3 separate regions of the Mus musculus genome follow, and all the other regions are linked to region 1. A link is a loop called in an ENCODE intact Hi-C map of the cell type or tissue named here. Cell type or tissue: heart. All regions are shown on one strand. Links, peaks and the distances in the headings refer to the core of each region. The heading gives the core; the rest is flanking DNA. Region 1 has its middle 500 kb from the start of Mir8099-2. Region 2 has its middle 260 kb from the start of Mir8099-2. Region 3 has its middle 560 kb from the start of Mir8099-2.

Evidence for each region. Hi-C counts contacts between places; a loop is a spot of excess contacts. Peaks named below come from ENCODE experiments on the same cell type or tissue, not always from the same donor. Only the 100,000 strongest peaks of a DNase experiment are listed, where the experiment ranks them.
Region 2: it touches region 1 in a loop (14-fold over the local background); 3 of 42 quality-filtered maps call a loop at or near these places.
Region 3: it touches region 1 in a loop (6-fold over the local background); 3 of 42 quality-filtered maps call a loop at or near these places.

What each region holds. Positions count from the first base shown.
Region 1 is chr12:94,418,951-94,430,498 of GRCm38, forward strand. No RefSeq gene overlaps it. Among named protein-coding and RNA genes, the nearest start is that of Mir8099-2, 500 kb to the left of the region's middle. In heart, for the core only: no CTCF peak of the experiment used is centred there; a DNase peak (open chromatin) is centred at 5,611.
Region 2 is chr12:94,185,466-94,197,013 of GRCm38, forward strand. No RefSeq gene overlaps it. Among named protein-coding and RNA genes, the nearest start is that of Mir8099-2, 260 kb to the left of the region's middle. In heart, for the core only: a CTCF peak has its summit at 5,266 (motif pointing right); a DNase peak (open chromatin) is centred at 5,526; H3K27ac peaks cover 627 bases.
Region 3 is chr12:94,483,844-94,495,131 of GRCm38, forward strand. No RefSeq gene overlaps it. Among named protein-coding and RNA genes, the nearest start is that of Mir8099-2, 560 kb to the left of the region's middle. In heart, for the core only: a CTCF peak has its summit at 5,079; a DNase peak (open chromatin) is centred at 5,078.

The DNA.
Region 1 (11,548 bases), core at 2,232-10,231:
GGTAACTTTAATATTTACCATATTGTCATGTCTCATTTTCCACATCTGTGTTGTTCCTTTATTGGTGTTGATTTTGCCTGTAACTCTGGACTTCTTTAAATAGTGTTGTACTGATATAGGAGGCATTTCCACTACCAATAATTATTTTTATGGTCAGATTCCCCATGTTGTGTTGATAAAATACAGAGGAAGTGAAACATAATTTTTGTTAGGTTTATTTTATTATGGGATCTCTCTTCAAGGCTGTTTTTACATCTTCATTAGCTCTCTTCCTTTCTTCTTTAGTAGGACAAGATGGCAGGAGGATCTTCCCTGGATGAAGTAAGACACTGGAGACAATTCCAACAATAAGATGAACTGTGAAAGAGAACAATATAAAAAAATCCCTGAACATCAAGAACCTTCAAAATTGATTCATATATTTACATACGTTAGAACTCTCCCATATCAGAGTAAGTAACCAATTGCTGATGAACTTCATCAACTAAATGATTTAGAAAAATCAGTAGAGTATTGCTCTTATTGGTTAATGAGAACTTGCCCTTTATACCCTCGGTTTGTAGTCTTAAAAGCTTCTGTATAGTTAGGTTCATTGGAATAAAATCAAGTGTGTTCCTGAAAGGTCATGTATGTATACCATTCACCAAAAATACAAACTGATGAGCCCAAACCATACTTGAAATAGTAAAACAACGGGAGGATTATTTTAACAGATACAGTTACAAGTAAATTATGCAACAGGCAAGCCAGTGTATAAGGACATACTCTTCCAAGTTAATGGATTTTTAATAAAGACATCTAGTTCTACAGTCATCATTCTTCAAGACCAACTCAACAACATTCACTACATTACCAAAGATTCTTCCAATATATATGTTCTTCTAGCCTTCCCCCTTTAAGACCAGTTTTCTTAATTCTCCACTGAGTACTATGAAGATAAAGAAAAATAATAATAACAAATGTATTAATATTCTTAGTGATCAGATTGATCGGCAAGTATAAATGGTTGATTTTAGTTAGCAATTTGACCATTAAGAAACAATGAGAATATCTGCAAGATACACTTTTGAAAGTGAGAGAGTATTTCTCGAGTTGTTCATTTGTGAAGGGATACGTTCCTCTGAATGTTGGTGACACAATCCCATGAGCTCAGGTCCTTGACTGAATAACAAAGTAAAAACAGAGACAAACAGCTAACTGTTGGTATTCTTATCTAGATGCTTTCAGGTCCTTGGAGACATGATTAATAAGTTTCATGCTCCTATCCTGATAGCCACAAGACACTCCTACAAGCCTTCCTTCCATTTCATACTGGGTTCGCATACCTTAAACTGTAACAGCCCATCTCCATGAGTTTATTTTCCGTCAGATATTTGGTCAATAGAATTGGAAAAGTAGCTGATGTATTCAATATGTTGTTAGAAATCAGAATCCATGGATATTCTTTCTCCCTTACTTTTCATTGTAGTTAAAATCATATCCTCATAATGAATAAACTAATCATTATAGTTAGAAACTCATATTTTGCCAGTGTTTCTAAGTATTCATGATTATTTACTGTTCTTTTCCCTTCTCAAATTAAATACACAGTGATACACTCTTAAAGTATTGGGTATTTTTATCCTTGTGTATATGTTTGGGATATGTACATAATCATGTGTGTATATGTGCTCTATCTCTTTCTGGGTGCTGAGGACATAAACTCAGGACTTCATATTTAAAAAGCAGGCACTATACAGCCTGACTCTGCTATTAAAATCTTACAAGAAATGTAGGTTGAAAACAACTCACAAAACCATGAGTTCTAGTTCCAGCACAAAAGATTCAAAATGGGCATGACCAAGTGTAAGTATAAGTATGATTAAGTTTGTCTATGAAAGTCTGTGTCCTCAGTAAGGGTAATGTCTTTGTGTATTTGTACAATGGATTTCTAGTTTGCTGCCTGTACAGGATAGCATAAAAATGTTAAATGTACACTGTCTATTTTTTTGACCACCTAGCATCCTTTCCCCTTACAAATCATTGTTTTTACATCCACTTCCTGCATGCATGCGCTCAGGAAGTGATAAAGTTTTCACAGTTGCTGATGGATCTCTCTGCAATCCATGCCAAGTTGTTTCCTGGTGCCAAACACAATGGGTCAGGAAATGTGGCACGTGACCAGAGAATTCCTATTATTTTAAGTAAGCTTTCTCCCACTTGTAGCTCTAAGCAGAAATGTCGAACGTTGTAAAATATTTCTTCACAATGATGGATGGCCTTACAGATGTTCAGATAGCTATCTACTTGCATAGTTTTCTTATTATTACATCACTTTGAAAGCTCAAATTGAAACCGAATCCACCAAACCTGTGAAAACACTTTCCATAACAGATTACAAAGCATTTGAGTAGGAAAGATTTGATGTAATAGGAAATTAAAAATGTCTGAATATAATGGTATGAATTTTTTCTTATTTAAAATATTTGTCTACAGGCTTATAAATAGGGATTTAATGTTAATAATTGACAGTTTTCTTACTAAAGCTGTATAAATCTAATAAAGCTCTCAGATTGTGATTCTGCAAAATCCTTTCCAGAATGTTCTATTTTGTGTTCTTTGCATAAGACGAACAAATGCCAAACATGGAACTGTTTTTCTCATCTTCATAGCTAAATGTTTATTATTTAATGAAAGTATTTCTTCACTTTCAAATGTTCCACAGTCCCCAAATACTTGGCTTAGGTAATAATGATTTTGTTGCTATTATTGCTAACCAATAGTATGGAATTAAAGGGTTTTTTTGTTTGTTTTTTGTTTTTTTTTTGTTTTTTTTATGAGCACAGCATAATCAGCTAAGTCAGAGTGCAATAACACCTAAAAACATTACCCATGTTTCATAAGTTATCTTTTAAAATGCAAAGACCATGTCATTATTTACGAGTGGACTGCCAAATTGTACATTTCGCAACTCAATCTCTGGCTTCATTTTTTTTTTTTTTTTTCTGCTTGTTTTCAACTGTCAGGAAGATGACTAAGCACACACAGAGATCAATATGCCCTGGCATACCGCAGGAGATTTGCAGTCACACTGCAGGAATAACCCTCAGCAAAACATGCTCAAAAACCAACCATCTTGTTAGTGTTCATATCTGCTAACTGTTTTGCTTTCTGTTTGGAAATTAGCTGTAAGAAAATCAGAGAAGTAACTGGCCATCGTTCCAAAAGCAAAGTTGAACTACAACTCCGAGTTTCAATGATACAGCATCCATAGGAATCTTGAAGAAAAGGGATGAAAACAAATGAGCAAGTAACCAAATGCAAAAACAAAAAATAAAGAAGAACAAAGCCATTCTTAAAAATAAGAATTGGGCCAGGCAGGGATGGCACATGCCTTTAAGCTCAGCACTTGGGAGGCAGAGGCAGGTGGATTTCTGAGTTCGAGGCCACCCTGGTCTACAAAGTGAGTTCAAGAGCAGCCAGGGCTATACAGAGAAACCCTGTGTACATAAAAACATAAAAAAACAAAAATAAGAATTGGTTGTCTGAGATGTACCTCAGTGTCTCTGTGTGCACATGGCTATCTGTCACACACAAAGCTGGATTTCCAGCACCCCTACAAATTGAGTGGTTATGACCATTCCAGCACTCAGTAATTAGAGTCAGGAATGTCAGAAATTTGTAGTCATGTATGGCTAACCCTGGATAAACAAGGCACTGAAAACAACAACAGAACAAATAAACAAACAAAATTTAAGGAACAAATGCTATGCTATGTAAATTGCATTCTACTAAATAATTAAGCTGTTTTACTAGATAGAGTTACCAGAAAATTCTAACATTCTATTGGTTGTTCTATCTTCCACATTACAACAAACTATCTTTTTTAGCATTACATCTTTCATGAAAAGAAACATGATAGATTAGCAAATTGAGAGAGTTAAGGCACTTAGGCAGTGGATCAAAGACATTGGGAAGGAGACCAAGAAAGTGAGAGAGAAAAAGAGGAATGGGTAAAGATGGGATGTATTTATATAGCTTATTCTTACAATTTTCTCTGGGTTGCTTTGTGTGTGAATGTGTGTTTGTGTGTGTGAGAGAGAGAGAGACAGAGAGAGGCACAGAGAGAGACAGACATAGACACAGACAGATGGAAACACAGATACAGACACATACACACACACAGGAAAATCTGAAAGAAAGGCTGGGCTTACATAGAATTTCAGCTATAAAAATTGTCTAAGACTAAGTTGGACAAAATAATATTAAACTATATGGGATCTAATCTTTCTTTATGTCTAAATAGAAACATTTGATTATTTCCTTTAGTTTAAATTAGAAAATTCATCTGAAATTTTGTTGTAAGACAAAGGTTTCCCAGTGCTATGAGTAAAAGTAGCTATTTTCATATTTTATTTCTATAATTCCATGAGATTAAACCCTCAAAAGGTCTTTAGACTCTCTCTTCATTATTCACAGTTAGAAAGAAGCTGGCTCAGAATACTAAAAATAAGAAACAAACATATTAGAATAAAAACAAAACAATTAGGTTTATAGAAGAAAATATAATTATATTTCATAAAAGGCTACATCCTTTGACTTTCTTATAGCCCAAATGATAACTATTATTTAACTAAAACCAAAGTCTTTAAATCCAACCATCCAGAAGGATAAAAGAGAACTTTTCCTCTAAAATGAAGAGTTTTCAGATTCTATTACTTCTGCATTTACTGTTTTTAATAAGCATGTATTCATTGTCTATATTGTTCCTGTTAAAACACAACTTATAGATTATTTTATATTTATAGATTATATTTTTGTAACATTTATTAAAAGAGGAAAAGTTTTATATCTTGTCTTACTTTCCCCCTAAAAAAAAGTCTGAAAATTCTGAGGATCAAGCAAACATTACAATAAAAAACTATATGCTTTTCAAACAGAAAATTGTAAAACAAAATATATGTAAGAAACAAGCATGCTTTCTACCGTATCTACTTGTATTATTTTATGACCTATAGCTAATATTAATATTGAAATTGCCTTTCCACAAACACAAATAATAATTTCCAGCATTAATCTGAAAGCTTCCAGCAAATTTTATAAGATTATTTTCTTGAGACCTTGGAATTTTTTTTTTTTCATAGTGAAAATTTGGGGACTTTTTCTCTTCCTCAATCCAAACTTCAAATTGTGGATACAAATGCAATGTTTACCAGGAATATATAAAATGATGACTTCTAACCTCTTGCCTAGTGGTAATTTCCACAGAATAAAGGGAGGCTGCACATACCTTTACTATATAAATGGTGGTGACTTTAAAGACATGCCAATGGATATTGAACACTGTTAATATAACATAACATTGTGATCAATTCAGGTTCTGTGGAGGAGAAAGTTACCCTGGCCCAAGCATAGCAAAAAAAGACCACCTTACTGAAGAATGACCCAGCAAGCCATAGATCAAACTGCAGAACTGTGTCTGTTTGTCCCATATTTTAACTTTATTTTGGTTTGCTGACATTTGGAGTGACTCTGATTGGTCTGGAATTAGCCTTCTTATCCTGTGAAACATCTGTACTGTATTGTTCCAAAGGATTAGCTGCCCTCTGGGGATTCTGTGAAGTCAGGACAATGGAGGTCATTAAGGGTGCAAACATTTATTTTCCGGCCTTTTATTCAGCAGGGAAAGCCAGGCAGAGCATTTTTTTTCTTTCCTTTTTTATCTTTTTAATCCAGAGCTTAGCATTCTTAAAAATACAACCACACAGCCACAGAGCCAGCTACACTGCTTACATTGGAATTGATGACTTTAGGAATTTGGAATTATTTACAGGTCAGTGTAGGGGAGCTATGAAAGGGTGAGATTCTGGGACAATGAAGGGGGCTAAAAGCTAATGAGATAGTGTCTGTCAAAGGCAGAGAATTGCACGTGAATATGAGAACCACTAAGGCACAGCCTTAGGTGGAACTGCTAATTTAAATATTCCCCTCACCGACTGCCTTAATTATAATAAACTGCTTCTCATGTTGTGTTTTCCAAAATTCCATCCAAGGTCTTATTTACAAATTTCGTGAGAGGACAATCATGTTTGACACTGTGATGTTTAAACTGGAGATATGGCTCAGCTGTTAAAAACACTGCCTGCTCTTCCAGAAAACTGGATCATGGACACACAAAGAAACATCACGAATAAAAGCAAATATTTATAAGTGACAAAAATGCAAAATTTGACTCTGCAAAGTGCACTCAGAACTCACAGGGAGGGAATGAATCATCCAACTAGAACAGACTACATATTTAACTGTTTCTTGAAGACAATATATCACAGTTCCAGAGATCAGATGGACTAAACAGGAAACCTTTGCTACTTCACTGCTTTAAGAGTGCTACGTCCAACATCAAGGTGTCAAGAGGACCGCCATCTTACAGATTTGCTATATGTTGTCTCCCCTCTCTTTTTTGCTCTAGGAATGTCTTACGGATGCTGTCTATCCTTGGCATTCCTTGATTGTAGATTTTCCTTTTCTCTCCACATTTGTGATCTTAATGTTGCATATTTCCCTGATACCATCTTATATAGTAAGGACTCTCCTCCATTCTGACTATTCTTGACTTGATTATATTTCCTAAGCACCTATGTACAAGTACTTGAGGGTAAGTTTTCAAATTTTCTTTTTTGGAAGGCATAATTCAGCTTGTAACAAATTAAGAGATGTCTAACAAAAAGTATTTGTAATTTCAATTACACATAAAATCAGAAAAAAATGTTGAAAATCATTAATCTTTAGATTGTATTATTACAATGAAAATTGCTTTGAGAAGTCAATTTTGTACATTTCAGTAAGTACAATAAAAATAACAGGTAAACACAGTTTTTGGTTAGCCTATGGAGAAAGTTAAAACTAGATATTACCATACAAATGTAAAATACTGTAAGTTGTAACTTTTATAAAGAATTTAACAGTCTTACTGCATAAGCCAGTCATTTAGTAATTACACATTAGCTATCTATATCTAAGTAATAATCCTAAATGAAAAATATTAGGTTAAAAATTAAATCTGTTAGGTCAATTAATTGGAATGAAAAGTTCAGATAAAACAAACCTCTAACAACAGATGGAACAATGGTAACTAGTGACTAATGTGGAGTCACAGACTCTCGGGGAAATAGAACAGCAGGAATAGAAATGTTCTAGGTCTGGACTGAAAATATTTTGATTATCATTCTAGTGGAGGCTAAATTATAAGAATTTATTACAATATTCACATGGGTTTTTGTCTTTTAAATGCCTTTAACACTTTGAGCAACACTTTCTTACCAAAAAAAAAATATCAGGGAATTAAACTTCTAAATAAGTAAATTGGGAAATAAAAGATTAACAATATGAAATACATACACAAGAAAATAAAGTCAGAACAGGATAGATCATTGACACTGAAATGAGAAAGAAAACTGAGCCCCCAAAACCATGAACGCCAAAATATTTGAGGACAAAAAGGAAGAAATGTAGTGTGTATCTTATAAACTTTAGAATCCTTGAAAACACATCTTATAAAGCAAAAAGCAATCAGAAATCTCAGGGTGAGAATAGCTGTTAAAGAAATTGAATCTGTAATCAGAATTCATCCAGAGAGCAAATATTGCTTATATGATGAACACCAATCCAGTCAACATTTAAGAAAGAAATAATATTATACTGATGCTGACAGTATCATGAAGAAAATTCACATTTAATTATACTTTTCTCCTATTACAGAATTAAAAGTTTCTCTTATACATACAGTATTTAAAAGGACTTGAAAGTAAATATAAGATCAAAATTAATTCATTCACATACTGTTTCTTAAATTTTGATTACATTAAAAGAATTAACATTTTAATGTGTTTGTGTGCATTGTGCAAATGTGATGTGTGTGTGTGTGTGTGTGTGTGTGTGTGTGTGTGTGATGTGCCTGTATGTATATATGAGTGTCTGTGTATATATGTAGTGTGTGTGTGTGTGTGTGTGTGTGCATGTAAGAAAGAGAGAGAGAGTGCATACTGGGGTAAGCATTTTACAAATAGACTTGCCATATCTTTTCCTACCACTCTCTGCCTTGTAGTTATAGACAGCATATCTCAGTGAACCTCAGGCTTACAATTTTGACTACACAGTCTGCCCATTAACCTCTGAGGATGCACCCCTATCTGACTGACACTCTATGGTACAGGCATGTTGCAGCATGCCAAGATTTTACATGCTTCTGTATATCCAAGCTGAGTTCTTTATGCTTGTTCCCTTCCCGTGGTATGGGCATTCAGTATGGAAGCCCTCTGATCTAAGATTCAGCTTCATATCCTTAAATTACATTTCACATTGGAAGTATGATGCATGTATGCTGGATCGATCCGACAGGGAAAGTTCTCTTGAATAAATGCTGTGAATGGATATTATTTACTCATCTTTAGTCTAGACTTTCTCTCATTTTCCCCTTAAGAGCTGAATGTCACTGAAATTACATTCTGTATAAAAAGAGACCACTCGTGTTGAAAGCAGCTCAACTCATTCAGAAGATGTTATTGTAGCTTTGAAAATCTTTTTGGTTTGGTCCTGCCATGTCCTTAAACTGGGATTGCTTTCACTTATTATATCCTAGACGTAGTTATCATTATAAAAATAGTACAATAGATAGTGGGGTTGGTAGGCACGTCTGTAAACACAGCTCTTGGGAGGAAAGGGAGAAGGAATGTGTGTTCACGCCTAACCTGAGCTCTATAGCAGTAGCCTGCCTCACATACACCACACAAATATACAATGGCTGAGTCATAATTATTTTTACATTTTTTATGTGTATAAAATTCTCAAAGTATAAGTAAAAATATTCCATGGAACTTGTTCACTCCATATGATCTCAGAAGCTAAGATAGGTTGGCCCGTTGATACTTGGATGAGAGAGATGTATAGCCCTGTCCTAGGGTAGGGATTGTCTGTGCTCTGCTTATGATGGCTCTATTCCTGTCTCTTCTTTTGATATCCTGCTGGAGTTTTCCACCCCAAGACTATGCTGTGAATGCTTTTTCACCTACTTTCCCAGAACATGTATGGCCATACACAGAACCCCATACAGTTATGGTAAATTATCAGACATACTCCGCAAGCCATTTCACAGAGCATCCTGGGCTCATCCCCCTTGTCTCCAAATAAGTATTATCCCTAGATTAATATAAGTTTTTTTATGAACTAAAGATTAGAGATCATTTATTAGAGTGTTTTGACCTTAGTATGTTTTGTTTGTTTGTTTTTGATTTACTGAGAAAGGAATATATATATATATAAAACCCAGGTTAGCCTAAAACCTTGCAAAAATGGATGACCTTGATCTTCCAACCTTTACCTCTCTAGAGAACCAGGATTACAGTTGTGTGCAGCCATATTCTGTTTATGCAGTGTTGAGCATGAAACTCAGGCCTCCATTCATGACAGGCAAACACTCTACCAACTGATGCATACCACAGGCACCAAAAAATCTGTTTTATATCTCCAGTACTATAGTATTGTATATATTATTATATATCAAATAGCTTGTAGGTGTAGTGCATGTTATTTCAAAATAATATAGTACGGTTGATGCTGCCTATTTCCTGGACTACTCCCTTCCTGACCCTACCTGTCCTTGGGGGTTGCAGATGAGGTGGTACAGAGTCAACAACACAGACTCCTTGAGCAGGTGAGAAATGCTGCAGCAAGCTCCTCTGAGCATTGCTGTAAGCTCCTTTAATTCCCTGATCTGTGCCCCATTGGTCGCAGTAAAGCATCTCTTCTAAACAGCACTTCCAGGTTGACTAGCATTGTCTTTTACCAGCAATCCTCGGTCTCTTAGGCAGGCATCAGTTAGGTTCTCCTGCAGGTATGCTTTCAAGGCTGTGTGGGGACGTGGGGGTAGGGGGCTGTCATCCACATAGAGGCAGCCTGCTGTTCCTGCTTCAGGTTTGTATTACATTTAAAAACTGATGTTCTTTTAAGTATCTTGAAAATTTAAACAAAATTACCAAAGCTATAGAAACAGCATGTTCAGTCTTCTAAGGACATCGCTCTTAACTTCAGAGTCTACAGTTAAACAACCTCTGTGCTTTTCCTGTAATTGTTTTAAATTTTTATAAGTTTTTGAAAATTGCATATGAGACATCTATATCATTTCCCCTTCCACCTCCTTCCCCACTTCTATTATATTCTGACTAAGTTCTGCTGTAATTTATTTTCTTATTTTTTAATTCTTATTTTTACATATATACACACAGAGAATAGTGAGTTTCTTTAACTCTGCTTGTATGTACTTATGTGTGCGTTGTTAGTGCTTTCTGCTTGTGATTGGATAATTTACTAAGGGGCGAGTTCCTGGAGAACAATGGTTCTTCCTTTCTTGGCAGTCATTCACTATCGTCAGGATAGATGCTGTTCCATTGGCTGTCCTAAATGAATATGGATATTAGATATATGAATTTAGTAAACCAGTTGATCTTAACTCTAGCTACAATTTCTTTGTCATCAGAGATGCTTTAAAATACAATAGGCTTGGCCCCCAAATCACAAAAAGTAAATGGAAATATTCAGCCATGGCAGATTTCTGTATATCAGGATGAAGTAAGGTTTGAAAACCACTACCATGTTAAAACATATCAAGTGAGCATTACATCATGAAAGCTTGCAGACCCATGTAACATGTTGCTCTACTTCTAATTATATGCTCTCGAAGTTTCTATTTTAGAAACAAATCATTTGCTGGAAGGACATCGTTTATTTAATTATGTTCTGGGCTAATTATATTTGCAAATGCTAGCTAAATCTACTTAGATAAATATGTCAAATTATATATTTTTTTATAAATAGTGGGAAAGAGCACTGCAGTCATCAGAGAGGGAATTATCGGTAGCAGTGGGTTGTAATCAATGTTAGGTATTCTCAATTTAGAAATACTGCAGAAGAATTAAGTAATGAATTAACTAATTAAAAATGAAATGAAATGAAATGAAATGTTTAGTCCATAAACTTTTAGAAAGAATAATTAGCAGCAATGGAGGTAAATCAATTATGTAAATGAAAAACAAACTATATTAATTATTATTAACTAATATAACCAAAAGATATTTTTAGCTCAAATTACAAAAGAGGTTACTTTATCTTGCACATCTTCTTTTACTCAGCTATACTCCTTTTACTCAAAAGTCTCTAGAGTAAACATGGCTGTACATCAATAGATGAATGTATAAAGATTATAAATAAATAAAGTGTATATACATTAAAGTGCTATTTGGCTAGAAATTGAAATTCCATCATTAATAACATGGAAGAACATCACTGATACTATGCTGAATGAAATATAAGGTTTATGGAAGTAAATTTATATTCACATAAGTGGAAAGCTAGGCAAGTACATCTTAAAAAAATCAGATGGTAGATTATTTATTATCAGACTCTCCATAGAATTGGGAATGGGTAAAGAATGGTGATCAAATAAAGGAAGCCAGTCAGATACAAATCAGGACTACCTGTGCTTTAACACAGAGGATGTCACTATGTTTGAAAGCAG
Region 2 (11,548 bases), core at 1,873-9,872, 230 kb before region 1:
AACACATAAATGCAAACTGTTCAGTCTGTAAAACGTTACTTGCAGGTATGTTTTCAGAACTCCACATCCAGTATGAGCAAACCATTTGGTGTGGTATCATCTGTAGAAGCCAATCAGTGTGAACTCTTTAAATGTCTCCTACTTTGATCTTCATGCACTCTTTCAAATTTCATTCATTTATACATTGATGACAGTGTCAATTTAGATAATCTTCCAGCATTCAGAAAACCAGAGATAATTTAACAGCTTATAGTGTGAGGTTTAATATAATTTCTTTCATCCTTCTCAAAGCAGAAAACTGCTTCATAATGGTTTGGGAGCATTCTTCAATTCAATTCAATGCTGTAATTTCAGAGAGCAGGTTTATAGAGCAATGGAATTTTTGTCTCCTTAGAAAGAAGACACTATCCCTTTTGTTATTAATAAGAAAAACTAAGGGTTCACACTTCTGTTTCAAACACAAACATGCCCAGACATGTGCACACAGAGATAAGCACATACATACATACATACATACATACACACGCACGCACACATGCAAGCACGCACACACACATGCACACAGAGGTGCCTGCCCACGCACTCAATGCTGGCAGAGGTAGGATAAGAGCAGGGATACCTTTAATTCCATCCCAAATCCTCATTCCTCCGGCCTAAACTGTGCTGCCTCTTCATTTCTGGAGTTCTAGTTAATTCCAAATCTATCCAGTGGAGGAGAAAATGAGGCAATTTGTCGCTTGCCTTCACTAGATTTATAACATAAACAGTCAGAGGTTGTGGTTGAATCTGTATGGTGGATAAAACTTCCAGGGGGATTTTTACTCCATGATGAATGTTCATTGAGCAAATTGCAGTGAAAGGGTGTTTATTTCATGAAACACCTGAATTTATTTTCTTAATTGAACCACTCTCTTGGCAGTGTGTTCTCTAAAGACCCAGTGGATGATCGACATCCCCTGCACCATACTGCTTCTCAGAGGGCAGCTACCACCAAGCACGGGATGTGAGGATAATATTTAAATGTTTTAAGATGTCTTGTTGGCTCACTGTATCCCTGGCTTCTGTATCTATAGACCCAAACACCCACGGATCAAAATAGAATAAATACACTCTACTCTGTCTAGAATGAACATTCACAGATTTTTTTGCCATTATTTCCTATATAACACATATATCAACTATTTACATTATATTTGGCTTTAAAGTAATCAGCAGATTATTTTTAATGTGGGAAATTGTTTTATAGTTTTCTGCAAAGGCAGCCATCTTAAATGAGTTAATTGGGCAACTTAAGGTCTGAGAATTGAAGGGGATCACATAAACTATCCCCATAGATAAGGAGCAACAACCACATCTTTGGAAACACTAGCCTTGACAAACCGTGCAGAGGTGGCATTGTCTGGACTTATTAAAGCCATATGGCACTGCTTCTAGAACAGGCCCACTAGTAACTCAAGTTTCTCCTGGTTTGTCTCCACCTTCCTCCTTGCATTCCTTTTCCTCTCCATCTATCCTTTGTAACATCTTCCTACCATGGTTGCTTTACATTAGAGTGTTTGTTCTACTCTGTACCTTATTTTCATTTTTTGTTGGTTTCCTAATATAACATAACGTTATATTATATTGTAAATATAATGTTATGTTATATTTCTTAACATAAATCACCTACAAATATCTGTAGATTACGAACTCCCTAAGAACAAAGGACAGAGCCCGTTTATTTTACTACTGTAGTCCCCTCTGTAATTGCTGCTTTTTATCATGAATAATGATAAAGAAAATTCAGATAATTTCATTTAAAGATGAATGACAGGAATTATATGTTAAATGCTTTATTCCAAAGCATTAACTTTAAAAGTAAGAAACTGGAGTTTTTTATACTACATTTAGGATGCTCAATATACACTCTGTGACCAGAAGTTCTAATTGTACCTTAAAGGGGGTTCCTTCAACTCTTGAAATCTAATGCTAGCTCTGAACAACAAGGCATCAATTAATATTAGAACTTGGGGTATTAGGAGTGGGTGCTATCCATGGGGGTGTGGAGAGAGGTGACAGACATTTATCCTAACCTAGTAAAAATAATGGGAAATAGGAGCTCTGAAGAACTGCCATAGTCATATCCCACATTTAGAAATTTTTATCTAGCTCTGAAAGGCATGGTGGCACAGGAACCTGCAGTATTTCTAGAAGTCTGACAGTAATATAAATCAGCATAGGAGCTGTTATTCTGAGAAGTTTGAATTCTACACAGTAATATTCCTTTCTGCAACTCTGTGTTTAATATGTATCTTGTTCCTGGCTATACGTCTTTATAAAAATAGAAGAGATACATGGCATAATGATCAACAAGTAATGAATATGTATAATTTAGTAGCATACATTTCCAATTTTGATACCAGTTGGAGAGGCACAGGAAAAATATACAAGATTGCTAGTAGTGAAAAATTTGGAAAATCCAGTATGCTTCAGACTGTCCAATTCATGGATGGAGCTATAGCCTGTGGAGATATTAAATGACAGGTCTCTTGTGCCCAAGCAGTGAATAGCAATATTAAGATTTCTTGCCTCAGGCCAGTGCTTTGCTTCATTCATATGTTTACCACTGTGGGATTTGAGGAGCTCAGAGTGAACAATTTTTCATACATACCCATCTCTGACATCCTCCAGTTTTAAAATACTGTACAGGCCTTTGCCGATTATCTTCTGTAAGTACAGCACAGTTGCTTGCCTCTTGGGAGTTTGAAATATATCTAAAATAACCCAGAAGTGTATTCTTTGTTGCTTTGTGACCCAGAGACAGCTTATGTAAACCTCCAAAGGCTCTACAGAGACAAATGACTCTGAGCCTCGTGAGCTTTCACTGTGCAGTATGCCGGATAAAACAGGTCTATGATACAAGTTATATTTTAGCAAACAGTATCTCTCAACATGATTACATTTTGCTACCTCCCATGGAAGGAAGGAATAGATCTTAGATATAATACACATTAAGAGATGAAAAGGCTTTTAGTAAACAGAAGAACGAGGAAAAGTCCAATCATACAACTCAGCCAGCATTAGCCTTGGAAAGGATGCCCTGGGAGTCTCAGACAAGGCATACAAATGTGGTCAACATGGTGTTCTAGACAAGAGTGTTCCAAGTTGTTCTGCTGTGACATAAACCCTATAGATCACTGAGAACGTTATACTTGTTACTTTTGGAGATAACCAGAAGCATATTTCTCAATGGCTCCATACATTTTCCTAACATCACACTTTGATTTATTACTCTTTTTCACCTTCTGCATTAGTACCTGAGTTGCATTCTGAATACCACTCATTGCCCACTATCTTGCTGAAAACACATTGTTCATACCATCATCATAATCCAAAAATATCAATAGAATTTATACTTTTAAATGGATGGAAATGGTGTGCATGCTCTGCATTCTTCTTGACTACTAATTATTTTTTGTCCCTGGATTAATTCTCTTGCCTAAACACAGTATGTGGTAGAGAACAGGGTGTCAATGAAATCATGCAACTCTATGCATTGCTAAGGTATAAAGGGAATTTTGCATAAAAGTGGAGTGTTATAATTCAATAAATGATCTTTTTAAGGAGAGGTGATGCTCAGAATGGAAAATTTCATAGGGAATATCTCTTTGTGTTAAAATTGTCCTTCCTTCTTTCCTAATTCATCCTACAGAGTATCTGAGATTATGCCGTTACATACTAGGTGTTTTATGCCTTCCTAAAACTCATGCTGAAATCATAACTGCCTGTTGTCTCAGAATATAAAATTTTTGGGATTAGATATTCAATAAATGATAGTTTTCAAACAAAGATGAGCTGGTTTGCATAGATACTAACATAACACATCATTTGGAGTTAACAATATATATATATTATTTAGTCTTATATATATATTTATATATATAATATAAATATATATATATTGTTTATATAAATAAATATATATAATTTGTGTGTGTATGTAAATACAATACATATACACATACATGTATATGAAATTGCACCTGAGGCAGGTACTAGACATTGCTTCAATACAGAAAATTCAAGGAGTCCCCACAGTAGCCACTAGACAGCTAGAACCTATGGGAAAGGATGGATCCATTTTCCTGGTAAATCTCAGAAGTTATCAATGTCACTGATCATTTGAACCTTCTGATCTGGAAAATTGTGAGACAGCAAAAGTCTGTTATTGTAGGCTACTCACCCTGAGGTCTATTTTTATTATAGACATAGAAAAGTAATTGAACTGCAGGTCCATTGTTTAAAATAGTGTTATATATCTTTTCTTCTAAAGATCTTAAAGAGATTTTTATACATTCAGTTTGACAGTCTAGAAGTGACTAGGAAGCCCAGTGGTTAAGCTCATTCATGCCATGTAGTCAAAGAGTTCACAGCTCTGATTTAGTGTAAGACATCAGATCTTTGGTGCCAAGATAATTCATCTTAGCCTTCCTAGTTCTGGTAATGCCAGGGTAGTCTATTCTGGAAACTTATCAATTTTAAAACCATCCAACTCACTAATTGTGGTACTGTTCATAACTTAAGTATACAGATCCCAACCTACACGAGACTCTTAAACAAATAAAGTACATAGACTAAATGCAACAGAGCTCAGGGCTTACAGTATGGAAGGATGACTTGAGTGGATAGATGATGACTCTCTAAATCGGTGTTTCTGAGTTAAGACTAAATAAAAAGGACAAAGTTGAAGGTTAATCCAAGCTGGTGAAGCACAAATAATTAAGATACAAGAACAAGAAGAAAGAGAAGTTAAAAGCAGTCAGTACCACCAATGAGCAAAGAGACAAATTAGAATTGGGAAAGAAAGAATGACACCTCTGGGACACATGAAGGTCTGAAGGCTACTCAGAGGTATATGACTTTCATTGAGGCTGGCTTTTGGGTAAGATGAAACTGGAAAGACTTAAAATCTTATTAATATCACTTTGTCAATACCAGCTTCTTTAAGGCAAAGTCCCAGACAAAACAATTGTTTTTAACCTTTCATTTAAGTCCTTTGCTTACTTGCTGTCTCTCTTGTATTCTCTTTATCTGTCAGTGTTACTCTTCGATATTTTAAATTTAGTTTTCTTCACTTGTATTGTTTTTGTCTTGTCTTCATGTAGCAGTAGTGCGCGTGCGCGTACACACACACACACACACACACACACACACACACACACACACACCACATATCTAGAAAGATTAATTTAACTCCACTAGGGGTCACTTCTGACCCACTGATGAGTCCTTAACCCTAAAATTTTGCCTGCCTACATAGCAAATCCTGAAGGATTTTTCTTCATGCTCTCCTTTGCTAACTTGGTGACCCCATTACCATCACAAGGACTGACATCAAAGGCAATGTCATCCACACCCTCCCTGGTCACAAGCCACCTCAGGAGCCAGCCAGGCTATTTAAAAAGGCATGCCCCGGGTGCTTCCCTTTGTTCAGAGTAGACAGGCAGTCCTGGGCTGGGAGCTTGGCACTTTGACAAATGTGCCATCATTATACAAAGTGTAATGTCATAGGAAAGGCCATGACTGTGCCAGGAAGGCCAGGATGTCTGTCTGCTTCTTGCTAGCAGGCCCCCAAGTGTCCACATCCAGGCGTCCAGGAGCTTCCTTCAATTGTCTACACATTGAGTTCTTTATCCTCTTAAAGACACGCATGCGCCTCCTTAGCCATCTGCTAAAAAGTGAAACTTCCAGTGATTTATTTCCAATCTGGTCACTTGAAAACTGACAGTTTTACTAATCTGAGAAATTATAGAGGCATCGGGGACAAGTAAGGTCTTTTGGTACTCGTCTTCATGTGCATTTATGTGCATATATTAAAAATGCCCCCCACACTGGCTACAGGAACACATATATCTGTCATCATGCCTGAAGTGAAAAGGTGAGGCTAACCTTTATATACATTTCACTCCATAAATTTCAGATTCTTTGTAAAGATCAGGATAGCAATAATTTTGCTTAGTTGAATCACTGATTTAAAACTGCTAACATAAAAGATTTCCCTTTTAGATTTTTTTCCTAGCATGCAAGCAGTAAATTTCATTAAATATTATTTTGCAGAAAATCTTGACCAAATTACCATTGTTTAGATGAACTGACACAAATGGACACACACATCAAATTGAATGTCAGCGTCTGTTTTATACTTTTTATTGTCTTTTAACCATAAACTTTTATACCTAGTCTCCCAATTTATTTGTTACTTAATGTGTATTTTATCTGATGGGTCTCACTTCCACGAAGATCAACAAGAATTTATATCTCTAGTATGTCATAAATCAAGGACTTGGTTTTACTTTAATTCAGTTTCAGTAGCCTTTACATTAATGTCTATAAAGGTGTTCTATGTAGGCTCAGATGGTAAATATTTAGGATGCATAAGTTGTGTCTTCACTGTGACAATTGTTCAGCTTTGTGCTTGGAGCACGAGACAAGTGTTAGATAATTCATGAGACCATGAGAGATGCTGTGCTGTACAAAATCTTTACAGAAACTGAATACTGGGTACCTTATAGTAGTCACAGGTCATGAAATGCCATTGGTTAATTTTTTTAACTGTTTACAATGTATGGAGAAAGTTCTTAGATCACTTCCTCTAGCAAAATCCATGGCAAATGGGATGTTTTCTGTGAAGGATAGGTCATAAAGCTGTATATACATAAAATTATGAAAATTACTGTCACCTTCAGTGTATATGCCAATTGAATGAACAATTTAAATTCTGCTCAGCTCTTCATCACTTTATATCATCAGCTTGGTCATTGGGTTGTACTGCCAGGGATTAACTTATAGAAGGAAAAGAGGAGCAGATATGAATCGTATGCACTTAAGGACTGACTAAATTATAGATCTAAATAAATTATGTTACAAGGAATATGAGTGTCTTTATAAAGAGATTTACTGACAGATTCTATAACAAACAAGTAATAAAAATAAATAAATAAAATAAAAGAAGAAAAAGAAATAAAAATGTGTCCTAGGTTATCAAGATTTAATTATAAAAAGCTAAGGACTTGCCTTATGGACACAGAAAAAAGCTTTCCCAGGAAAGTCAAGCCCATTCTTCTAAGTATGTGAATGAATATAATGCAAAGTAAATATGTATTATTACTGAGTCTCAAATTATAAAACAGAAATGAGATGTGCAAATAGGTAATTCTGATAAAGTAATTGCTCAGATTACAACAGTAATCTGGAACATAGAAGATCACATATCAGACCAATTGTCCTAGGATAAGCACTTGTATCATGATGATTCTTATTCACAAATCTAGTGGTTATGTTAAGAGCAGCTATTGAGCATTAGCAAAATTAAATTTAAATGCAAACAAAAAAAACAGAATAAGAACTCAATGATATTTTATCTCTGATTATTATTTTAGAATGCAAATTCTATGGTTGTGTTTATATATAATACATGGTGAAATTTAATCCATATAGTATGTATATAACATATACATATAATGATACAACATACATCTGTACATTTAGAATATTACTATCATCATGTGTATGCTCTTTAGAACAAAAGCAAGTGTGCCTTGTGTAGTGGTGATGGAACTAAGGTCAGATTTGTAGGATATTGAATATTAGGAAGAAAGTTAAGTAACTGATTTCTCCTGGGTAGAAATAATTTGATAGTTTTTTGTGTGTGTATAGGAAGCTGGAGTTCCTTACTAACCAGCCCAAATTGCATCCAGAGGCAAGGTCTCTCCTAAGTCTTACTTTTTCCAATATATTTCCGTTAATTAGTTGTGAATAAAATACTTTAATTTCCAAACAAGGTAATTTTGTTTAATTTATAAATTAGATGATTGTACTTACACATTAGTTCTGGAGACAAGAAGCTGTGGGTGATTCTCAGTTTGTGCTTTCTCTGCTCTTTCCATACTAGGCCATGCCTGGTTGAAGGAGCACTGAAAAGATGGACAGAATGGTTGCCTGCTGATTTGGCTCAGGAAGCATTTGATGATTATTATGGAAATTGTCCAACATAGATTCCTCAGACTTGTGGCATTTCTTTTATTCCCACCTCATTCTGACAGCATTCATCTTTGACATGACATTTTCTTAAATTGGCACTCATGAATGCAGAAGGCACAATAATTTAGGTCCATTTGCTAAAACCAACTTGATGGTAACTCGGGACAGTTCAGAATACCAACAGCTGTTATACCATTTAGATTTATTTTTAGCAGCACCATTGTGAGTCTAATAAAGGTTAAATTTACCAGTACATTTATATGTCTGTCATTCTAAAGATTTGAACTTATTTTAATGAAGCAGAAAATTATATAGACAAATTTAGTTTGATTATGGGGCTACATATAATAATGGGAATAGTGAACATTGATCAGAGGCTGACATTGTACCACATGTTAATATTGAGGGATTTATTTTCCACGGTAACTCTGATAGGTAAATACTATTACCATGCTCACCTGTTTGAAAGAGTAAATGGAGAGATAAAATGTCAGCAAGTCACAATTTAGAATCAAAGGAGCAACATTGCAACATCAATTAGTGACAAGAGTGGTCATGGATTTAAAAGAAGGGATGAGAATATGGAAGAGTTTGGAGGGAAGAAAAGGAGAAAATAAATTATATTATATTGTCAATAATTAAGAAAATGTATATATTTAAAAAGACCTGAAAGGAGACAAAATGATCTTTTTATAAAAAATTAATGTATTTACTGATTCAGGATATCCTTTAAGAAGTAAATGGACTGAAAGTTTGGATAACAATCATTGTTGATCATAACTTCTAGAAAGCCTTAGAAACATTTAGATGTATGTAATAAGTGTATTAAAAGTGGATATGGCATGTAAATAAAAATATAGTAGTTATATATGCTCTTAATTATAAAATACAACACATAATAAATTAATATATTTGTTGCTATCAATATTTAAGAATTTAATATATTATATTTCAGGATAAAGGCGTCTCAAGAACAGGCAGATGATGGAATGAGAATTATAGGAAGCACAGAATGCTGACAGAGGACAGAGGGCAATAAAAGATGATGGGATATGAGAATAATCAGAATGTATTATGCCCTTGTATTATCAGCAAGCAAATTAATTTAAATCAATTAATTTTATTTATAAACTAATTAATTTTTAAAATTAAACAAAATTATTAAACGACATGAAAATGTTAACTAATTGGCCCATTATTACTCTGCACATGCATCTGTAACCAATAAATGGCAAAATTAAAATAGTAATTAATAAATAATAGTTATAAAATAATTGTTTTTGCAAAATATTTCAATATATTATTTTATTATATTCATTTACTGCATTTCTACAATCAGGCTTTAGTTGATTATAATCAAAATTATTTAGTCTTAATATTTAAAAAAATTTGTATGGAATTAAGACTTATCTTGCCAAATATTTTTCCTTTATTTGTTTATTTATTTCTTCACTTTACATCCCGATCTTAGTAAACCCCCCTCTTCGCTTCCCCCAACCCAATCCTGCATAAAATTCATATCCAAATGGATCAAAGACTTCAACATAAAAATAGACATGCTAGATCTAATAAACAACAAAGTTGGGAATTGCCTTGAACACATTATTGGCACAGGAGACTACTTCCTGAACAGAAAACCTTTAGCTCAGGCAATAAGAACAACAGTTAATGAATGTGACCTCACGAAACTGAATAGCTTCTGTAAGGCAAAGGACACCATCAATATGACGAAATTACAGCCTAAATAGTGGGAAAATATCTTCACCAACCCTACAGCCAACAGAGGACTAACAGCCAAAGTAGATAAAGAACTTAAGAAATTAGACACCAACAAACCAATGAACTGAAATAAAATGTAGTGTTGAGAGCTAAACCGAGATTTCTCAACAGAGGGATTTCTAAGAGCCAAGAAACACTGAAAGAAATGTTCAACGTCCTTAGTCATCAGGTAAATGCAAATCAAATAGAATCTGAGATTCCATCTTATACACCCATTAGAATGACTAAGATCAAACAAAATTAAGTGACAACACATGTTGGCATGGATGTAGAGCAAGATAAAAACTTTTATTGCTATTGGGAGGGCAGACTTAAAGACGTAACCACTTTGAAAATTAATTTGGATGTTTCTCTGAAAACTGTAAAAGGAATTCTTTTGAGTCAATATTTGGGTATACTCACCAAAGTAGTTATTCTGACACTATATCTGGGTACACATTGATATGTGAACCAGAAGAGTGAATAAATTGATAATTCTTCTTAGTCTGTGTCCCACCATTTGTAGACAAAGGTAACAATATCATTGTTTCTATTATTTGTGAGTGAAAATATACATTTTATTTCAATCAAATTTACTTTGGGTGACCATTTTTATATGAATTGACCATCATTTTCTTTATATATCCATTATAGTTAGTATGTGAAATACAGTAATCTTTTGTCAAGATATACAGTAATGACATTTTTATATTAAGTTTTTAATATGTTATAAATGCATTTCTTCCAAATCCAACCTATTTCTAAAACAATATCACTGGTATGTTAGATACATAACCTTATTGAAGGATTAATTTGTTTTATTTTATAAAAGGCTACGTTTTCTATGCACCATGTGTGTTTTTGATCTTTGTAAATTCCAGAGCAGGAGCTACATACCCTGTAGTTGGCATTGCAGATATTCGTTAGCCTGCAGATGTGTGCTGGGAGTTGAACCTTGTTCTTCTGGAAGATCAGCAAGTGTTATTAACCACTGAGCAATCTCTTTAACTGAGTATCTTTTAGAAATTTTAGGTTTCAAAGAAAAATTAAATATGTTTTCCAGTTTTCTCATTAATTTAGGGAGGGTTACCCTACCTCAGTTACATAAAAGTGTTTTCTCAAGTTTTATTTTATTAGAATTATTTATTTTAGTCTTTAGGTGTAAATTTTTAATAGAGTCAGAAAATGTTATCTGAGGGCTGTTAAATTATGTAAGTTCATAGTAACTGTAAAATCATGTCTCTTTGTGCCAAGGGAGAAAGAACTCTGGCAGAAAATTGCTTTCATTGTAAGCATTAGCAACTGCTATCTAATCCTAGAGCTGACCTGTGTAAAAGCAATAGTTTGTGGTACATGCTTGAAATCTCTGTGGTAATGTAGTAGAGAAACATACATTCCTGGTGTTCATGTATCAGCCACACTGTCCTGAGAACCCATAAGCCAATAAGTAACTTTCTCACAAAAATTAGGATAGGTAATTCCTGAAAAAATATACTTGAAGTTATTTTCTGATTCCCACAAGCATATAAACACACATATTCACCTTCACACAAATCTAAGAATAAAGAATGTGGCCTGCTAACTAACAACAATATCTACATTATATTGAAAGAATATTTTAAGTTTCAACGTGTTTTGAGTTGCTAGTATATTGATCATATAAATTTTATCTTTAATTTTATTGAACTAATAATTCATACTAAACAACTTAAAATTCATTAAGTATTTTCAAGCCCACATTAGTTATCACAAAACGCTCAAGACACTGCTG
Region 3 (11,288 bases), core at 1,289-9,288, 64 kb after region 1:
TTGGCAGGATTAATATAGTAATAATGGCCATCTTGCCGAAAGCAACCTGCAGATTCAATGCTATCCTCATCAAAATTCCAACTCAAAATTCTTCATAGTGTTAGAAAGAACAATTTGCAAATTCATCTGAAAAAACAAACAAACAAAAACAGGATAGCAAAATCTATTCTCAAAAAAAAAAAAAAAAAAAAAAACTTCTGGAGGAAGCAACATTACTAATCCCAAGCTGTACAGAGCAATTGTGATAAAAAAAAAAAAAAAGAAAAAAACCTGCATGTTTTTGGTACAGTGACATGCAGGTAGATCAATGGAATAGAATTGAAGCAATAGAAATGAACCCACACACCTATGGTCACTTGATATTTAACAAAGGAGCTAAAACCATCAAGTGGAAAAAAGTCAGCATTTTCAAGAATGGTGGTGGCTCAACTGGCAGTTAGTATGTAGAAGAATGCAAATCAATCTATTTTTATCTCCTTGCACAAAGCTCAAGTCCACGTATATCAAGGACCTCCACATAAAATCAGATACACTGAAACTAAAAGAAGAGAAAGTGGGGAATAGCCTGGAACACGTGGACAGAGAAGAAAATATCCTGAACAGAATTCCATGGCTTTTGCTCTAAGATTAAGAATTGATAAATGGAACATCTTAAAATTTCAAACATCCTGTAAGGCAAGAAACACTGTTAATAGGACAAAACACCAACCAACAGACGGGGAAAGATCTTTAACAAGCCTACATCTGATAAAGCGCTAATATCCAATATATACAAAGAACTCAACAAATTAGAATCCAGACAATCAAATAACCCCATTTTAAAATAGGGTACAGAACTAAACAAAGAATCCTCAACTGAGGAATACAAAATGGCTGAGAAGCACCTAAAGAAATGTCCAACATCCTTAGTCATCAGGAAAATTCAAATCAAAACAACCCTGAGATACTACCTCACACCAGTCAGAATGGCTAAGATAAAAAATTCAGTCAACAGCAGATGCTGGTGAGGATGTAGAGAAAGAGAAACACTCCTCCATTGTTGGTGGGATTGCAAGCTGGTACAACTACTCTGGACATCAGTTTGGCAGTTTCTCAGAAAATTGGATATAGTTTTATGTGAGGAGCCAGCTATACCATTCCTAGTCATATACACAAAAGATGTCCCAACATGTAATAAAGACAAGAGCTCTACTATGTCCTTAGCAGCCTTATAATAGCCAGAAGCTGGAAAGAACCCAGATGTCCTTCAACAGAAGAATGAATACAGAAAATGTGGTACATTTACACAATGGAGTACTACTCAGCTATTAAAATAGGGACTTCATGGACCTCTTAGGCAAATGGATGGAACTAGAAAATATCATCCTGAATAAGGTAACCCAGTCACAGAAAAACACACTTAGTATTAATTCAATGATAAGTGGATATTAACCCAAATGCTCAGAATACCCAAAATACAATTCACAAACCACAGGAAGCTCAAGAAGAAAGACCAAAGTGTGGATGCTTAGGTCCATCTTAGAAGGAGGAATAAAATACTCATGGGAGGAAGCACAGAGATAAAGTGTAGGGTAGAGACTGAAGGAAAGGCCATCCAGAGACTGCCCCACGTGGGGATCTATCTTATATACAGCAATCAAACACAAACACTATTGCAGATGCCAAGAGGTGCTTGATGACAGGAGTCTGATATAGCTGTCTCTTGAGAGGCTCTGCCAGAACCTGACAAATACAGAGTGGTTGGTCATAGCCAACCATTGGATTGAGCATGGGGTCCTACAATGGACAAGTTAGAGAAAGGACTGAACGAGCTGAAGGGGTTTGCAACAACATCAACCTACCAGACACCCCAGAGCTCCCAGGGATTAAACCACCAACCAAAGAGTATTCTTGGATGGCTCCAGTCGCACATGTAGCAGAGGAGGGCCTTTTCAGGCATCAATGGGAAGTGAGGCCATTGATCCTGTGGAGAGACTGGATGCCAGAGTGTAGTGTAATGCCAGGACTGGGAAGCAGGAGTGGGTAGGTGAATCAGGGAACAAAGTCATTGAAGGGGGAAGAGGAGATGGGATAGGAGGTTTCCGGGAAAGGGGATAACATTTGAAATGTAAATAAGGAAAGTATCTAATTAAAAAGGTGAAACAAATAAACAAAAAAGAACGGGTCATGTGCTTAAGTTTTAGCAGTTGGCTCAGATGGCAATCACCCTGCTAAACAGGTTTATGCTTATTTGTTTTGTTGCTGTTGTTGTTGTCATTAGTTTTAAGAATATCATGCTAGGTCTTTTAGAATAATCCATTCTCTACATCCACACCTCATCCTAGATCCATCCCTCTTTGTTGTCAGCAAGTTCTCTGCCCTCCTTTGCATCAAAGACAGCCTGAGCTGCTGAAATATTCTTGAATATTTGCCTTCCACTGGAATCTGTTCTAGCTATCAGAGGCAACATTTTTAGAGTATTAACCCTTCCTCTCCCAGAAGCTAAGGATGTCAATAGGTCTTGAGTGAAAGGTGGGACTTTATGCTTTACTCCCTCTTTTCTTTTTTTTCTGAGGTTTCATCTGGTTTTTGCTTCTACAGGGTCTTGTACATAGAGTGACATTTGCTATGAGTCCCTGTGTGCAACTGTCTTGCTCTGTGTATAAGACAGCTTTTCCTTGGAACAATCCATTGTCTCAGAATCTTACACACTTATTGATTTTTTCTTTCAAAATGATCCATGAGTCTTTGGAGGAGTGGGTATGACTTGTATGTTCCATATTAGTTGAATGTTCTCTACTTTTCTATTCTCTGCACTTTAGCCAGTCTTTGTGTTGACTGTCATTCACTACAAGCCGGAGCTACTCTGGTGAGAATTGAGAAATGTTTTAATCTATGGGTATAATGATAACTTATTAAGCATTATTATAGCAGTATGTTCATTTTGCAGAATCATAGAAATATGTCCTTTCCTGGGCTCCTCTATCTCTTCAGCATATTCTTCGCCTGATAGTGATACCAAGAATGGCCTGTTCAATAACAAGGACTGCTCTTAGCTGAAATAAAGTCTTCCTAATGTGTTCTGGAAGATAACAAAAAAAACATGAACACTAGCCTTTTGTATTGGGGAATCATTGGGATGTCACTGACCAACAATTCTAAACTTCTCCCCAATGGGTTCTCTCATACATATAATTTGTTTAATGAATGGTTCTGTGTTTGGGGACATAAACTCATAGTGGTACTCAAATCAAGGGAGACAAGTCATGGAGCTTATAATAAATGCCTATGACTAGAGTCTCAGTTCAGAACACCCATCATTTCATGCAGGCATTTTTCAAACTTTCCATTCAGAAAAAAAAAAAAACAGGTAACAAAAAGTTTCATATTCATTGTTTGTTGTTTGTTTGTTTTCTAGAGGGAAAGGTCTATCAGCTTCACTGATATGCATTATCTTTATACGATATAAACACAAGCTTTTACCACACAAAACTTTCTCCTCAGTTATTGGAGACTTGTTTTTTAATGACTCTTTACTTACCCAAATTTAAACTACAATGGCACTCACATTAAATACTATTAATTAAACTTGGCCTCCAAGATCTTTCAAATACTGGATTACCAACCAGGCAGCATACACCAGCTGATCTAAAGACCCAAACACATATACAGCAGAGGGCTGCCAGGCCTGGGTTCAGTAAGAGAAGATGCACATAACCATAAGAGACTAGAGGACCCAGGGAGTTTAGAGGTCTGGTTGGGTGGGGTGGGGTGGGGACATCCTTGTGGAGATTGGGGGTGGGGAGGAAGTATCAAATGTGGAACAGTCAGAGTGTGGACCTGGGGATGGGAAATAAAATCTGGAGTGTTAAATAAATAAATAAATAAATAAATAAATAGCCACCTGGGGATGGGGAATAAAATCTGGAGTGTAAAATAAATAAATAAATAAATAAATAAATAAATAACCAAAAAGTAGAGTTGTTATATAGAAAAAAATACTATCAAGCATCCTCTGTACTATGAAAAAAAAGCTACAATTATTAACTACTTGCAAAGGGCTTTAAGTTGGTGAATAAGCATATCTATCAGGAAGAAAGTTTGGCTTCCTGTAGCAATCCTTCCTGTTCCGTAAAAGGGTTGACATAGGCAAAAGGGAGCCTTCTTAAGGTCTTTGTTACAGGTTCAGGTATGGACATAACATAGCTGAAGTTTTGGCTGAATTCACTTCCAAGTTTTTACTGAGTGATATCATTTTGGATGCAAATTCAAAGCAAAGACAATCGAGACTATTTTCATTTGGGTGTGGACGGGAGAGGAAATACTATGTTACAAGTATTTGTAATATGTCTTTGTAGGCAGCATATCTGAAAAGATTCATATGCATTTTTGGATGCACTGGGTAGAAATCAATCCCAGACATACACTGATCATCCAAGACATGCCAGGAGGGGTGTTTTGTGCTATTGAGAACAGATGTTAAAGATACTTATTTCAAATGTAAAGACAGACACTTCTATTTCTATTGTGTGGTGTGGACCAAGATAACATTTATAGTAACTGTTCCTGGACATATTATGTCCCCATACTATCACAAGTTACTCTGTCAGTGATTCTCAAAGTTTTCTTGTATGATCACTGGCAGAAACAATTGAGGGTAAATTTGAGTCTATCACATACCTGGATGAAAAGGCTGCTATCACTTTTGTGAAAATAAATCTGAACTGTAAAACATATAAGAAACTATAAGCTGAAATCTACCAAATGCCTAGTGTGTTAGATTTTTTATATTTCAATTCTGCATTCTTACTATTCCATAAAATGTCACATTTTGTTCTGATTTTGCACACAGCTTCCTTTTTCCTGTAATTAGTGGCCATAATTATTTAAACATTCAAGTAAATTTGGTTTTCCTGAAAGCATGACAAATTATTTCACATGTCTCTGGTGTCCCAGCTAAAAGTTTTATGACTTGATATTTTATGTTTTTCCTCAGATAATAAAATTGTCTCTCTACTCTAAGAGTACAGAGCTGGCAAGGGACAATGAGAACTAAAAATATTGCCTATTGTTTTGTCATGCCCCTGTGGCGCTGTGTATCCACAGAGGGATTGACCGAGGAAACTAAGCAGGATGATACAGGATGCTATGCACTCTAAAGTTGGACTCAGGGAGAAGGTTCCAGGACAAAATGAAATCACAGATGCTTTGATCTGCTCTGCTCTGAGAATGACCATAGATCTTTCTCACTATGTGAGAATGATAACTTTCATAAAGAAGAGCAATGCATTTGTAATGGTTTATGTATGAATTTGTGAAAGATATTAATACTATTTTAATATATGTGTACTTTTTATTAGATGATTTCTTTATTTACATTTCAAATAGTTTCCCTTTCCTAGTTTCCCCTCTGAAAATCCCTTATTCTCTTCCCCCTCTGCCTGCTGCCCAACCCACTCACTCCAGCTCCCTGGTCCAGGAATTCCCCTACATTGGGCACAGAACCTTCACAGGCTATTGATGACCTACTAGGCCATCCTCTGCTACATATGCAGCTAGAGCTACAAGTCCCTCCATGTGTTTTCTTTGATTGGTGGTTTAGTCCCAGGGAGCTCCGGGATTACTGGTTAATTCATATTGTTGTTCCTCCTAGAGGTCTGCAAACCACTTCAGCTCCTTGGGTACTTTCTCTAGCTCCTTCATTGGTTATCCTATGATCCATCTAATGGATGTGAGCATCCACTTCTGTATTAGTCAGGCACCAGGGGAGCCTCTCAGGAGACAGCTGTATCAGCAAGCTCTTGTTGGCATCTGCCATAGTGTCTGGGTTTGATGGTTGTTTATGGTATGGATTCCTAAGTGGGGCAGTTTCTGGATGGTCAATCCATCAGTCTCTGCTCCATACTTTGTCTCTGTAACTCCTTGCATGGATATATTGATCCCCATTCTAAGAAAGAGCAAGGTATCCACACTTTGGTCTTCCTTCTTCTTGAGTTTCATATATTTTGCAAATTGTATCTTGGGTATTGTGAGCTTCTGGGCTAATATATACTTATCAGTGAGTGGATATCATGTGTGTTTGTTTATGACTGGGTTACCTCACTTAGGATGATATCCTCCAGATTCATCCATTTTTTCTAAGATTTTAATGAATTTATTGTTTTTAATAGCTGAGTAGTACTCCATTGTGTAAATGTACCACATTTTCTGTATTCATTCCTCTGTTGAAGGATATCTGGGTTCTTTCCAGCTTCTTGTATTTAAAAAAAAAGGCTGCTATGAACATAGTTGGGCATGTGTTCTTTTTACCAGTTGTAGAATCTTCTGGGTATATGCATAGGAGTGGTATTGCTGGATATTCTGGCAGAACTATGTCCAATTTTCTGAGGAACTGTCAAACTGATTTCCAGAGTGGTTGTACAAGCTTGCAATCCCACCAACAATGGAGGAGTGTTCCTCTTTCTCCACATCCTCACCAGCATCTGCTGTCACCTGAGTTTTTGATCTTAATTCCACTGGTGTGAAGGTGGAATCTCAGGTTGTATTGATTTGCATTTCCCTGATGACTAAGGATGTTGAATAATTCTTTAGGTGCTTCTCAGCTATTTGGTATCCCTCAGTTGAGAATGCTTTGTTTAGTTCTGCACCACATTTTTAATAGGGTTTTTGGTTTTCCAGAGTCCAACTTCTAGATTTCTTCATACATATATTTTGGATATTAGCCCCCTATCGGATTTAGAATTCGTTAAAGATCTTTTCCCAATCTGTTGATTGCCATTTTGTCTTATCGACAGTGTCCTTTGCATTACAGATGCTTTGCAATTTTATGAGGTTCCATTTGTTGATTCTTGATCTTACAGCATAAGCCATGGCTGTTCTGTTCATGAATTTTTCCCCTGTGCCCATATCTTTGAGGCTTTTCCCTACTTTTTCCTCTATGACTTTCAGTATCTCTGGTCTTATGTGGAGTTCCTTGATACACTTAGACTTGAGCTTTGTACAAGGAGGTATGAATGGATCAATTTGCATTTTTCTACATGATAATGGTCAGTTGAGCCAGCATCATTTGTTGAAAATGATGTCTTCTTCCTACTGAATGGTTTTAGCTCCTTTGTCAAGTATTATGTGACCATAGGTGTGTGCCTTCATTTCTGGGTCTTCAATTCTATTCCATTGATCTACCTGTCAGTTCCTGTACCAGTACCATGCAGTTTTTATCACAATTGCTCTGTATTACAGCCTGAGGTTGGGGATGGTGATTCCACCAGAAGTTCTTTTAGTATTGAGAATAGTTTTTGCTATCCTGGGTTTTGGTTATTCCAGATGAATTTGCAAATTGCATTTCTAACTCCGTGGAGAATTGAGTTGGAATTTTGATGGGGATTGCATTGAGTCTGTAGATTGCTTTCTGCAAGATAGCCATTTTTACTATATTAATACTGCCAATCTATGAGCATGGGAGATCTGTCCATCTTCTGAAGTCTTCTTTGATTTCTTTCTTCAGAGACTTGAAGTTCTTATCATACAGACCTTTCACTTGCTTAGAGTCACTCCAAGGTATTTTATATTATTTGTGACTAATTTGAAGGGTACTATTTCCCTAACTTCTTTCTCAGCCTATTTATCCTTTGTGGAGAGAAAGGCCACTGATTTGTTTGAGTTCATTTACTATCCAGCCACTTTGATGAAGTTACTTATCAGGTTTAAGAGTTCTCTGGTGGAATTTTAAGGGTTACTTATATATACTATAATATCATCTGCAAATAGTGATATTTTGATTTTTTTTCCTTTCCAATTTTTATTCCTTTGATCTCCTTTTGTTGTCTAATTGCTCTGACTAGGACATCAAGTACTATATTGAATAGGTAGGGAGAGAGTGGGCAGCATTTTCTAGTCCCTTATTTTAGTGAGATTGCTTCAAGTTTCTCTCCATTTAGTTTGATGTTGGCTACTGGTTTGAGGGGTATTGCTTTTTCTATGTTTAGATGTGGGCCTTGAATTCCTGATCTTTCCAAGACTTTTGTCATTAATAGGTGTTAGATTTTGTTAAAATCTTTCTCAGCATCTAATGTGATGATCATGTGGTTTTTGTCTTTGAGTATGTTTATATAAATGGATTACATAGATATATTGAACCATCCCTGCATCTCTTTATCTTTGGATGAAGCCTAAATGATTGTGATGGATGAACATTTTGTTGTGTTCTTAGATTCTGTTTTTGAGAAATTTATTGAGTATTTTTGCATCGATAATCTTAAAGGAAATTGATCTGAAGTTTTCTTTGTTGGGTTTTGTGTGGTTCACGTATCAGAGTCATTGTGGCTTCATAGAACAAATTGGGTAGAGTGCCTTCTGTTTGTGTTTGTGGAATAGTTTGAGAGGTATTGGAATTAGGTCCTCGTTGAAGGTCTTATAGAACTCTGCACTAAACCCATCAGGTCCTGGGCTTTTTGTGGTTGGGAGAATATTTATGACTGTTTCTAATTCTTTAGGAGATATGGGACTGATTAGATTGTTAATCTGATCCTGATTTAACTTTGGTACCTAGTATCTGTCTAGAAAAATGTCAGTTTCTTCCAGGTTTTCCAGTTTTGTTGAGCATAAGCTTTTGTAGTAGGATCTAATGACTTTTTTTTTTATTTCCTCAGATTCTGTTGTTATGTCTCCCTTTTCATTTCTGATTTTGCTAATTAGGATGCTTTCCCTGTGCCCTCTAGTGAGTCTGGCTAAGGGTTTATCTATTTTGTTGATTTTTTCAAAGAACCAGCTCCTGGTTTGGTTGATTCTTTGTATAGTTCTTTTTGTTTCTATTTGGTTGATTTCAGCCGAGTTCGATTATTTACTGCAGTCTACTCCTCTTGGGTGAATTTTCTTCCTTTTGTTCTAGAGCTCTTAGGTGTGCTGTCAAGCTGCTCTTGTATGCTCTCTTCAGGTTCTTTTTGGTGACAGTAATAGTTATGCGTTTTCCTCTTTGGATTGCTTTCATTTTGTTCCATATGTTTAGATATGTTGTGGCTTTGTTTTCATTAAAATCTAAAAAGTATTTCATTTCATTCTTTCTTCCTTGACCATGTTATTATTAAGTAGAGTGTTGTTCAGCATCTTCGTCTATGTGGGCTTTCTATTATTCATGTTGTTATTGAAGAGCAGCCTTAGTCTGTGGTGATCTGCTAGGATGCATGGGATTATTTCAATATTTTTGTATCTATTGAGGTCTGTTTTGTGACTGATTATATAGTCAATTTTGGAGAAGGTACCATGAGGTCCTGAGAAAAGGTTATATCCTTTTCTTTTAGGATAAAATGTTCTATAGCTATCAGTTAAATCCATTTATTTCATAACTTCTGTTAGTTTTACTGCGTCTCTGATTAGTGTGTTTCTAGGACCTGTCCATTGATGAGAGTGGGGTGTTGAAGTCTCCCAATATTTTGTGTGATTCAATGTGTGTTTGAGCTTCACTAAAGTTTCTTTAATGAATGTGGATGCCCTTGTAGTTGGAGCATAAATGTTAAGAATTGAGAGTTCATCTTGGTAAATTTTGCCTTTAATGAGTATGAAGTGTCCCTCCTTATCTTTTTTGATAACTTTAGGTTGAGGGTGGATCTTATTTGATATTAGAATGGCTACTCCATCTTGTTTCTTGGGACCATTTGCTTGGAAATTTTTTTCCAGCCTTTTATTCTGATGTAGTGTCTGTCTTTGTCACTGAGGTGGGTTTCCTGTATGCAGCAAAATTTTGGATCCAGTTTGTTAACCAGTATGTTAGTCTATGTCCTTTTGCGGGGAATTGAGTCCGTTGATATTAAGAGATATTCAGGAAAAGTCATTGTTGCTTCTTGTTATTTTTGTTGTTAGAATTGGAATTTTGGTCATCTAGCTATCTTTTAGGTTTGTTGAAAAATCACTTTCTTGCTTTTTAAAGAGCATAGTTTCCCTCCTTGTGTTGGAGTTTTCCCTTTATGATCCTTTGAAGGGCTGTATTTGTGGAAAGATAATTGTGTAAATTTGAATTTGTCATAGAATACTTTGGTTTTTCTATCTATGGTTAATTGAGAGTTTTGCAGGTTGTAGTATTCTGGGCTGATATTTGTACTGTTTTAGGATCTGTATGATATCTTCCCAGGATCTTCTGGCTTTCATATTCTCTGGGGAGAAGTTGGGTGTAATTCTGATAGATCTGCCTTTTTATGTTACTTGACTTTTTTCCCTTACTGCTTTTAATATTTTTTCTTTGTTTTGTGCATTTGGTGTTTTGATTATTGTGTGACAGGAGGAATTACTATTCTGGTTGAAACTATTTGCAATTCTGTATGTTCATGGGCATGTCCTTCTTTAGGTTGGGGAAATTTTCTTATACAATTTTGTTGAAGATATTTACTGGCCCTTTAAGTAGGAAATCTTCCTTCTCGTCTATACCTATTATCCTTAGGTTTGGTCTTCTCGTTGTGTCATGGATTTCTTGGATGTTTTGGGTTTTGCATTTCACATATTCTTTGATTGTTGTGTTAATGTTTTCTATGGTATCTTCTGCACCTGAGATTCTCTCTTTTATCTCTTGTATTCTGTTTGTTATGCTTGCATCTAGGTTTCCTGACTTCTTTCTTAGGTTTTCTATTTCCAGAGTTGTCTCCCTCTGTGATTATTTTTCTATTTCCATTTTTACATCCTAGATAATTGTTCAATTCTTTCTCCTGTTTGGATGTGTTCTCCTGTATTTCTTTAAGGGAGTTATTTATGTCCTTCTTATAGTCCTCAATCATAATCATGAGAAGTGACTTTAGAGCCGTATCTTGCTTTTCTGGTGGGATAGTGTATCCAGGACTTGCTATGGTGGGAGATTTTGATTCTGATGATGCCAAGTAACCTTGGTTTTTGTTGCTTCTGTTCTTATGCTTTCCTCCTGCCATATGATTATCTCAAGTGCTCTCTGCCCTCAATATATCTGACTGGAGCTTGTTCTTACTGTAATCCCAGTTGAGGGGGGTGGTGGAAAATCCTCTGAGGACCATGGGCCATGGGACTGTCTGCCAAGTTCTGGCCCAAGGTGGCCTGGCACTGGTGCTGACCAGAAGGAACCCAAGGCACTGGTTGTGTGGAGTTCCTGTGTCTGTGCTCCAGCTGTCACCCCCAGTTCTGTTGGAACAGATGATGCATTCCACTTACCAGTGATCATAAGATCCTGGGCATTCTAGGGTGTCTGTGGGGTGGAGAGTCCTCTGGAGACTATGGGACTGTCTGCCAAGTTCAGGTCCAAGGTGGTCCAGCACTGGCACTGACTGGAAGGAACCCCTATATGTATAAATCTATGT